2 separate regions of the Homo sapiens genome follow, and region 2 is linked to region 1. Evidence: chromatin contacts called from ENCODE Hi-C or POLR2A ChIA-PET data. All regions are on one chromosome and are shown on one strand. The core of a region is the stretch at or near the end of the contact, and the rest is flanking DNA. Distances in the headings are between cores, read along the strand shown.

The links. A loop is a pair of places that touch in the nucleus more often than their neighbours do. ChIA-PET counts read pairs that join two places held with the same protein, here RNA polymerase II (POLR2A). Pooled maps may share reads with other maps.
Region 2: a loop to region 1 is called in a map of CD8-positive, alpha-beta T cell, with 7 times the contacts of the local background. The contact joins two enhancer-like sites. A Hi-C loop is called at or near these places in 13 of 168 maps with a recorded cell type or tissue (CD4-positive, alpha-beta memory T cell, CD8-positive, alpha-beta T cell, aorta and 7 more), 8 of 37 single-sample maps with no recorded cell type and 13 of 50 pooled maps. POLR2A ChIA-PET finds 5 or more read pairs at or near these places in 1 of 52 experiments (OCI-LY7).

The regions. Positions count from the first base shown.
Region 1 is chr2:30,493,697-30,498,556 of GRCh38, reverse strand. The region is part of intron 1 of LCLAT1 (lysocardiolipin acyltransferase 1); the gene reads right to left. Among named protein-coding and RNA genes, the nearest start is that of LCLAT1, 49 kb to the right of the region's middle. Within about 2 kb of position 2,481, at least 2 of the 41 ENCODE cell types and tissues checked have a DNase peak (open chromatin) inside an H3K27ac peak, as active enhancers do.
Region 2 is chr2:30,686,851-30,691,481 of GRCh38, reverse strand. No RefSeq gene overlaps it. Among named protein-coding and RNA genes, the nearest start is that of CAPN13, 120 kb to the left of the region's middle. Within about 2 kb of position 2,446, at least 11 of the 41 ENCODE cell types and tissues checked have a DNase peak (open chromatin) inside an H3K27ac peak, as active enhancers do.

The DNA of each region.
Region 1 (4,860 bases), core at 1,232-3,731:
CCTGAAAATCAAACTGCAGGCCCCAGATAAGAAAGAGCCCATGTCCTTCAATGGAAATGCTTACTCTGTGAACCCAAAACCCTTTGGATACATTTCTCTCTCCTTGGCATGCCTTAGTCCCTTACTTTTCACCTATTTGACATATGTCTACTTTTCTGTAAGTAGCCACGGGCTAAGTCTTCATTTATATAGGGTGAATCATCACTTCAGCCCCTGATTGGTCCCAGGCCAAGGTCCTGGGCCTAGCCTCCACCTCTGCCTCCAATTCTTTACACTAACATACTTCTAAGTGGTGCTTTCTCCAAAACAGCCTGCAGACCAGTCAGCACATTCCTTGTCTTTCCAGTCCATAAAATCCCCGGACTCAGCCTCATAGCTGGCAACCCTCTTTCAGGCCCCCTCTCAGTTGCAGAGTTTTTCTCTTTCGCTTATTAAACTTTTGCTCCAACCTCACCCTTGGTGTCCATGCTCCTTAATTTTCTTGGTCGTGAGACAAAGAACTCTGGGTAACACCTCAAACAAGACTGCTTCATCTAGACCATATAACTGGCAAGCAGCAGAGTCAGGATTTAAACCTACATCCATTTAACTCCAAATCCTGAACGGTTTCCAATAAACAACTTTACATTTGTGTAGCAAATTCCAGGCTATGTAAGAAAGGAGGACTCCATGGTGCAGGCAGAGAAAAATACCATATATTGTTCAAAATTGTATCACAGTGACAGTTATCTACTAATATGAATACCCTAAGTTATTGGCATCGCTGAAATGAGGTGATGAAGAGTATGGCTGACAATGCATTAAAAAATAATAAGAAACAAAGTAACAAGAAGACCAACAAAGCAAAGCTCAGTTTAAATTAATGAGGCCTAGATTATGAATGTAAAGAAAGTTTTAAAAGTAACTATTCAGAGAATCAACAATGAGAAATCTAGTCACTAAACTTAAGCAAAAGCATTAAGTCCAAAAGTGAATGAGAAAAAAATCTGTCAGAGGCTGCTACAAATGAGTAAATTACAATTTATTTAAAACAAAAATTATTTACAAAAGAGTAAAATGTTTTTCAGATATTTAACAAAATGGCACAAAAATAGTTATTAATGCAAAGTCTAACATTTTTAATAAAAACTCAGTTTTTCTCTAAAAGATTTTTATCCTTGATTATACCTAGAATCCTGATAAAAAAGCAATTCAGTGTAAAGGCTAAGAAATATTTATAAAGTTAAGCTACGAAAATTCCACATAATTAATAATTACAAAAGCAACATTCTAGAAGTTATTGGGGATGGCACTTCTCCAAGAAATTAAATGAGTTAGTGGGATGAAAGTAAAAAGGAACTTGAGCTGGTATTAGGGTTGCCTTGTATTGTGTTTACTCCAAGCACTTCGGTTTATATCAGAAAATGCTGAGTCTAGAGGGTATACACAGGGCATCTTCCCTAAGTATCAGTTTTACTATATTTTGCAAAGAATACTTTTACCTTCATACACAAGCACATAAAGCAGATCACAGAAGTCTCATGAAACTTAGCAGGGGAATCTAATTCTGAAATAAGTAAATACTGACATTGTAATAAAGGCTATGAAAGCTATAACAAGAGTTGTATGCTCTTCCAGAAAGGCCAGAAATAATAACAGTAGCAGAGCTAAAGTAGAGAAGTTTTGTTTTGATTTTGGGCTTTTATTTGTGGGTTTGCTGGGCACTGCCTAGGTGGAGACAGGGCTGAAGAAAGCACAGTGTATATGGTATCCCGCATCCCTGGGCAGGTACGTGCTTGTTAGGTTCAAGGAACTGAAATGAGATTCAGATAAGCATTTTTAATAATAAAAAATAGGACCATAATATCTTTATAACTCTAGAGAGGGAGGATGCTAGGCTTAACACTAATCCATTGCATCTGCATATGACACATTTACACAGAGTTTACAAATCACTTTCCATTACACTCTCATTTGACCTTTCTGGCAACCTATAAGAAAAGGTAGGAATTTTACAGATGAAAAAATGGGTTTGTGCCCAAGGTCATAAAGCCAGATAATGGAAGCACTGGAGATATCTCTGAGCCTACTGAACGTCCTCTAGTTATCACACACATATCCACATGTCCACCACCTATACAGTACCCGGAAGAAAGACGCCCAGAAACTCCACTAACTGAGAGGCTACTCTGTGCCAAGGGCAGAATCAGAGGCGAAAGGTACAGTGAGCTGGCACTACCCTACAGGATTCCCCCAACCAACTAATTCAGAAAGAGGGATTCAGATATGGTTTGGGTCTGTGTCCCCACCCAAATCTCATGTTGAATTGCAATCCCCAATGTTGGAAGAGGGGCCTGGTGGGAGGTGACTGGATCATGGAGGCAGATTTCCCCCTTGCTGTTCTCATAATAGTGAGTAAGTTCTCATGAGATCTCGTTGTTTATAAAAATATGTAGCACTTCCCCCTTTCTCTTCCTCCTGCTCTAGCCATGTAAGGCAATCCAGCTTCCCCTTTGCCTTCTGCCACCATTATAAGTTTCCTGAGGCCTCCCCAGCCAAGCTTCCTGTACAGCCTGTGGCACCATGAGCCAATTAAACCTCTTTTCTTTATAAATTACCCAGTCTCAGATAGTTTTTTATAGCAACGCAAGAACAGACTAATACAGACCCCAATATATTATCTGTATCTCCACAGCAAAGAAGTCAAGAATAATACATAACCACCTACCTCATCAAAAAACAAAAAATGTTTTCATGTAAATCTTTAGAAAAACCATGAGGCAAAGAAGTTTGATACCTACTGACTGCTTAGACTTATACTCCAGGACTCACACTCTACTAACAACCACACCTGTGTAATCCATCCAACACCCTCTCCTCTGCCCTTTCACCCCCACCCTTACTTTCTTTACCTATGAAATGAGAAGATTGAGGCTCCATTGGTGGTTCTCAACAAAATGGCACTACCCCTCTAAGAGCATTTTGGAAATCTGTTGGTGCTTTTTCTTTCTTCTTCTTCTTTTTTTTAATCTTCTAGCATAATCATATCTTATACTGTATTTTAAATTATACTCCTTTTATTTTTCCTTTATATTGCAATTAGAGAATTATTACTATATTGATTCATTTTACTTATGGGGTAAAAATTTTCATTAGGAATTTCATTTCAGGACACTAAGGAGAGTATTAGAAATATTTATTATGAAAGGGGGGCTTTGGATTAGAGAGAATTAAACATTAATAGACTAGATGATCTTGAAGGTCCTTTCCAGTTCCATAATTTACTGATTCTATGAATATTTTGAACACAAATAATGAGACAAAGAACACCGATAAACAGAATGTACATAATGATTTGTGGGCAAGAACAAAAAATCCTAAATCTGTTTCTGCACTTGATTAAATAATTAAATTCGTAGGAAAGCAATTACATCTTACTGCCTAAAATGTTATATATCAGAACACTGTGTACTTTACTTTTAAGAAAAGATTAAAATGTCAAAAGCAAAATCAATCTTATAATAGGAACTGACAAACACAAGTTCAAAAGGAAGCTCTGGGACTGGCAAAGATTCAGCCCATATGTCCCAATGATCAATTTCAAAAATTAAAAAAAAAAAAAAATCACACTTCATGAAATGGTTATATCGTGAAACGAACCTGGAATCATTAAGATAAATATATAGATTTACTATACTTCCCTCCACCCCCCAAACAGAAAAATCAGTGATAAATTTCAAAAAAAAAAAAATTAAAAATGATTAAAACAGAAAGATGAAGCTTTGAGGATCAACTGATCAATTTTTCCATGAGCAGGGGACAGCATACAGAAATTAAGAAGACATGGCATCCCTTGAGCAAGCCAAGATTCCAAAGCTACTGCAGACGTTTAAAAAAAAAAAAAGTAAAAGAATGCCTACTATAGGTTAGGCATCCCCATACACACACTTACATACATGTATGCATACACACATACGTGCATGCATACATGTATGCACGTATGCATGTGTGTATGCACGTATGCGTGTGTGTATGCATGTATGTATGCAAAAATATAGGTTTATATTTTTGTATATCATAGCATTTAATAATCATAACCTTTCAAGATAGATATTATTGTCCACTTTCACTTACGAAGAATATGAAGTTAAAAGACAACACAGGGATTTCCAGCTATCGGGACCATGTGAAACAAGTCTTTCAAAAATAAGCCTAAAAGCCTCTGAAGAAAAAAGCTGTCGAAGTTCACACAAACTTGACTTTGTGGAAGAGTTCTGCTAAACTTCACCCACTGACTTCATATTATATATGAAACTATTTTGTTTTTGGTTTTGGTCTTTTTGTTTTTTGGTTTTAAGACAGGGTCTCACTCTGTCGCCCAGGCTGGAGTGCAGTGGCACAGTCATAGCTTACTGCAACCTCAAACTCCTGGAGTCAAGTGATCCTCCTGCCTCATCATCCTGAACAGCTGTGACAACAGGCACACACCATCATAACCTGGCCAATTATTTTTTTATTCTTCTATTTTATTTATTATTTATTTATTTTTAATTACTTAGTTGGTTATTTAGTTATTGGACTGACTGTAGAGATGGGAGGATCTCACTATGTTGACCAGGCTGGTCTTGAACGCCTGACCTCAAGAGATCCTACCACCTCGGCCTCTGAAATTGTTGGGTTATAGGCATGAGCCACTTCGCCCAGTCAAAACTATTTTTTAAATAACTAATGCCTCTATGTACTAAGAACTTTCATGACCACTACCTTATTTGATATTTCAATATTTTATCTTTATATTGGTATCATATTTAAGATATTCATCTGATTTGATAGCCCCCATTATTCTAGTCCATAAAGAAATAGAAAAAAGATCAGTGGTTG
Region 2 (4,631 bases), core at 1,197-3,696, 190 kb before region 1:
TGCCTCTGTGCCTCTCGAAATGCACCTCCAGGCCTCTGGTCCTTTGCACATGCTCCACCTCTGCTTCTGCCATCTTTCCTTTGCTCCTCCCCCTCAGGGGGCCTAGCCATCCCTCACGCCCAACTCAGACAGCTCTGTGTGGTGCCCCTCTTGCACCCCCAATGTGATTACTGCTCCTTCCTCAGTATCCCCAAAGGGTGTACACAGCTCTTCCCTGACATGCAGGGCATTGGCAGAAGTGTGGTCTCTGTGAGCCTGTCTCTCCCCGGGATCGTGAGCATCGTGAGGGTGGGAAGCAGGTCTTATTTTTGGAAACCCTAAGGACTGCCACGAAGCTGGACTAAAGGAGGTGTTCAGGAGGGGTTCACTGCCTTTATGAGGCACCAGCTGTGTACAATGTGCTGCCCAAAGCATTAATGTTCTGGTGTTTTAGCAACTTTATAAACCAGGTGGAAAAACAAGATACCCACCCTGCCTGGCAGGAGAGGCTCTCACTAAATTGAACCAACAAATAAGCAAGATACAAAGAAACAGAAGAGCAATGAAAGCAAGCGTAGTTTATACCGGGGGTCTCCAGAGTGGGGCATGTCCACCAAATTCATTTGTTCCCAATGCAGGATCAAAATGTGGATGCTCTGTTTACATTTATTTATATCCTTTCACTTTTCCATGCTTTTCTTTTTTAAAAGTTTTAATGTGTATAATACACAGATCTGTACAGTAATTTACGTCAAATAATTTGTAAATGAATACAATATACATTTAACAGGGGGCAAGCTGAAAGATGTTTTAGTCATATAACTTTGGAATAAATTGGGTTTAAACTGTGCTAAGTGAGAGCCCTGTAGTAGGGGGAGCATCAGAAATGCTTCCTGGTGACGTGGGCACCTCCCAGCCCCATTCCCCCCTCATTAAGGACATGGACCCTCAGGGTCTGAGTTTCTGCCCAGATGACAGGCCCTTTCCATCCACTACCTGTGGCTCAGCCCCTGCCACCTGGTGCCATCATCTTCCCAAGCCAAGGCAATGATCCAGGGACACCTTCTCCCGAATAGGGTACTTGGCCTGCCCTGCTCCCTCCTAGGGCCTCACCTCTGCCTGCAGGAAGGAGGGGTGGCTGGAATGGGCCGCTGCTGAAGCCAACCTGGGAGAACAGTTCCGACGTGGGGAATGTGGATGGAATTATTTTCTTCAGATTTCCCAACAAAAATAACTTGGAATTTATGTCCTTGGACATGCTGTTCCATGTTTCTGCTCAAATTCCTCCCACTGCTGCCTAGGAGCCTTTAGATTTGCAAACAGCCCGGTCTTGGCATTTGGAGGTCAGAGCCATCCATCTTTATTTTAACAGGGATTCTTTAAGTTCCCACTGAGCACCAGGCCTGAGGCTGGGCCTTGGGGATTCCAGATGAACTCAGCACAGAAGGGGAGAGGGGCAGGGACCTCTTATTTGTGATTTTATTGTTATCTTTGTGCTGGGCACTTAGTAAGAGATGAAGGCCTCCTGCCAACCTTTGAGGGACAGATGATCATTTTCCCATTTTACCAATGAGGAAATCAGGATCTGGCAGGCTGAATGTCTGTCCTCTCCCCACCCCGTCACCAGGAGGGATGAGGGATCCCACCAGAGAGGCTGTAAGGCACTGACTGATCAGGCCACAGGAGAGGTGACAAAGGCTGATATTTGGCTCTGGCCTGACCCACTGGGACCCGGCTTCCAGCTCCTCACCTGGCGATGAGGCAGGAGGGTCACATGTCCCCTGAGGTCTCTGCCAGCCCTGACCTTCTTGGCTCTGTCTGGGCTCATCCGACCCTACCCTGCCTTCTCCATTTTCCAGTCTGAGCCAGGAGCCCTTCAAACGGTGGGCCACCCAACAGGGACCTGGCACCACTGTGTGGTGTCTGAGAAATTGCAAACAATGATGACAGGCAGTTTCCTTCCTGAGAAGTAGGGAGGCACACGAGCCTTGTTCTCCTCTGTGCCCATTCCACCATAGGTGCAGGGGAAAAGTGTCACCCTTTCCTTGGTCTCATAGCCTCTGGGGCATTCTGTGAATGAGTCTGAAAACAAGCCATTGCAGGGAGGGAAAAATAAGCTGCTTACCCCAGAATGGCTCTCTGAAGCTCTGCCGGCCACCTCCTCCCAGGCCTTTGCAACAGAGACACCCTCCTCTGTTGACAGGGTAGGTCACCCTAGGAATCAGGCAGTTCTCTCTTAGGTGTCAGCTTGCAGCACTCCCATGAGGACAGGCTGGGTCAGGAGCCCACCCTCTGCTCTGATGAACTCCCACAGACCCAGGATGGAAAGGCCACAGACTCCCTTTTGCAGCTTTCCCTGGTGGAGGGACAGGTTGAGGGACAGGCTCCAGGCCAGAGGCACTCGGCTTCCATCCAGGGAGAAAAGCTGTGCAGACACGTTTCCCTCGCTAGTCACTAGGACTGAGAGCAGGGAATGAGTGAAGCTGGGACCAGCCAGGCCATGGTGCCAGCTGTGCCTGAAGCAAATACTAACAACAGCTATAATTAGCAGTAATGACCCGAATGGCTAGCATACTGTGCTGATGGATTTACAACAGGGGCGGTGGGGCTGTGGAGAGAATTCGAAGGGTCTGTGAACTTGAATGGGGAAAAAATTTATATCCTTATTTTCACTAACCTTCCACTGAAATTGAGTATCTCCTGCTCTTCTGAATGTAGTCAACAGGCCTCAGACATTTTAGCAGCATCTGCGACTTGCCAGTAGAAATCAAAGTTACATTTCATATCACTGCATTTGTTACGATATCTGAAATTATTGTTTAAGCTAATCACTGCTTCAGAATTATGGGGGTTGCGAGATCTGTCACTAGATCTTGTTTGTCGTGTTAACAAGAATCTGTGATGTGATATCAAAAATTTTAGCTTCTATAAAAATATTGTGATAACTGTATTTCAATGTAATTGGTGTTATCCTATGTCTTCTGTTTCATGCATTTAAAAATATAGCTCTGAGGAGGGATTCAAAGCTTCACCAGGCTGCCTTAACGAGGAAGAGAGGGGCTGCTCTACTGGCATAACCTTGAACAATGCTCCCAACCAGCCAGTGTGGGGGCAGGGCTGGAAGGACCTAGGTTGGCCTGCATACATTTTGGGGGTGCAGATCCCTTTGTTCAAAAAAAGTTTTTCAGGGGCTGGGCGCGGTGGCTCACACCTGTAATCCCAGCACTTTGGGAGGCTGAGGCAGGTGGATCACTTGAGGTCTGGAGTTTGAGACTAGCCTGGCCAACATGGTGAAACCCCATCCCTACTAAAAATACAAAATTTTGCCGGGCCTGGTGGCATACACCTGTAGTCCCAGCTACTCAGGAGGCTGAAGCAGGAGAATCACTTGAACCTGGGAGGCAGAGATTGCAGTGAGCCAAGATCGCAGCACTGCACTCCAGCCTGGGTGACAGAGTGAGACTCCGTTTCCAAAAAAAAAAAAAAAAAAAAAAAAAAGAGTGTTTCAGGAAGGCCAGCGTGACATCATATAAAGGTGGGACTGCTCTGGTAGAATTTGGGGGCAGGGGGTCCTTGGAGCTTCCTTACCCTGCCTACCGAGCCCTTTCATTAGATGCCGTCCTGCTCTTCCCCGCTTCCAAAAAAGCTCCATGGACTTCCTCAGTTTCCACAGAGCACATTTGCAAATCATGGACCTAATGCAGCCCCTGTCCAGGACCACCTCGTTGGTGGCATAACTTCCTATACAGCCCTGCCCATCGGAAGTCCAGGATGCCCTGGTTCTAGGCCCACAAGGCCTCAAGCTTGACTGTAGGCAGATCTGGGGTAGAATTTGGGGGATGTCATTTATGATCCCAGAATGAGTCCTCCCATGCATTCCTGAAAAAGACCAGGAGAAGGCTGGGCGCAGTGGCTCATGCCTATAATCCCAGCACTTTGGGAGGCCAAGGCAGGCAGATCACAAGGTCAGGAGATCAAGACCATCCTGCCCAACAGGGTGAAACCCCATCTCTACTAAAAATACAAAAGTTAGCCAGGCGTGGTGGTGGGCGCCTGTAGTCCCAGCTACTCAGGAGGCTGAGGCAGGACAATCACTTGAACCAGGGAGGCGGAGGTTGCAATAAACCGAGATTGCACCACTGTACTCCAGCCTGGGCGAAAAGAGCAAAAACTCCATCTCGAAAAAAGAAAAAGACCAGGAGAGAGAGGGGTTCCTAGCCCAGAGGGCTCTCACCAGCAGCTCAGGAGTTAAAAACATGGGCTTAGAAAGCTCTAAGTTCAAATACTTTTCCACCGCTTACTAGTGGTGTGTGCCGTCCAGCCTCCACTTTCACCTGGTAATTAGGAATAATACAATTTCCCACATTTAAAGGTTGTTTTGAGTTAAACGAAAAAATGCATGTAAAGAGCTTAGCCTGACCCAGCAAATGCTCAGTAAGTGGCTGTTGCTACCTGAGCCCTTTCTCTGGGGAAGATGTTTGCACCTGCCACAGCCTCTGCCCTCCTCATCCTTTCCCTCTAAGGCATCTCCCCATTGGAGACCACCTCCAGGCTTGTTTTCACCGTCCAGGCCTGGAACTCTTAGTCCTTCCAATCCTTTCCAAACATGTCACTTGGCATTCTCAGGGTGTTTTGGTAGCAGCAGCCACAGC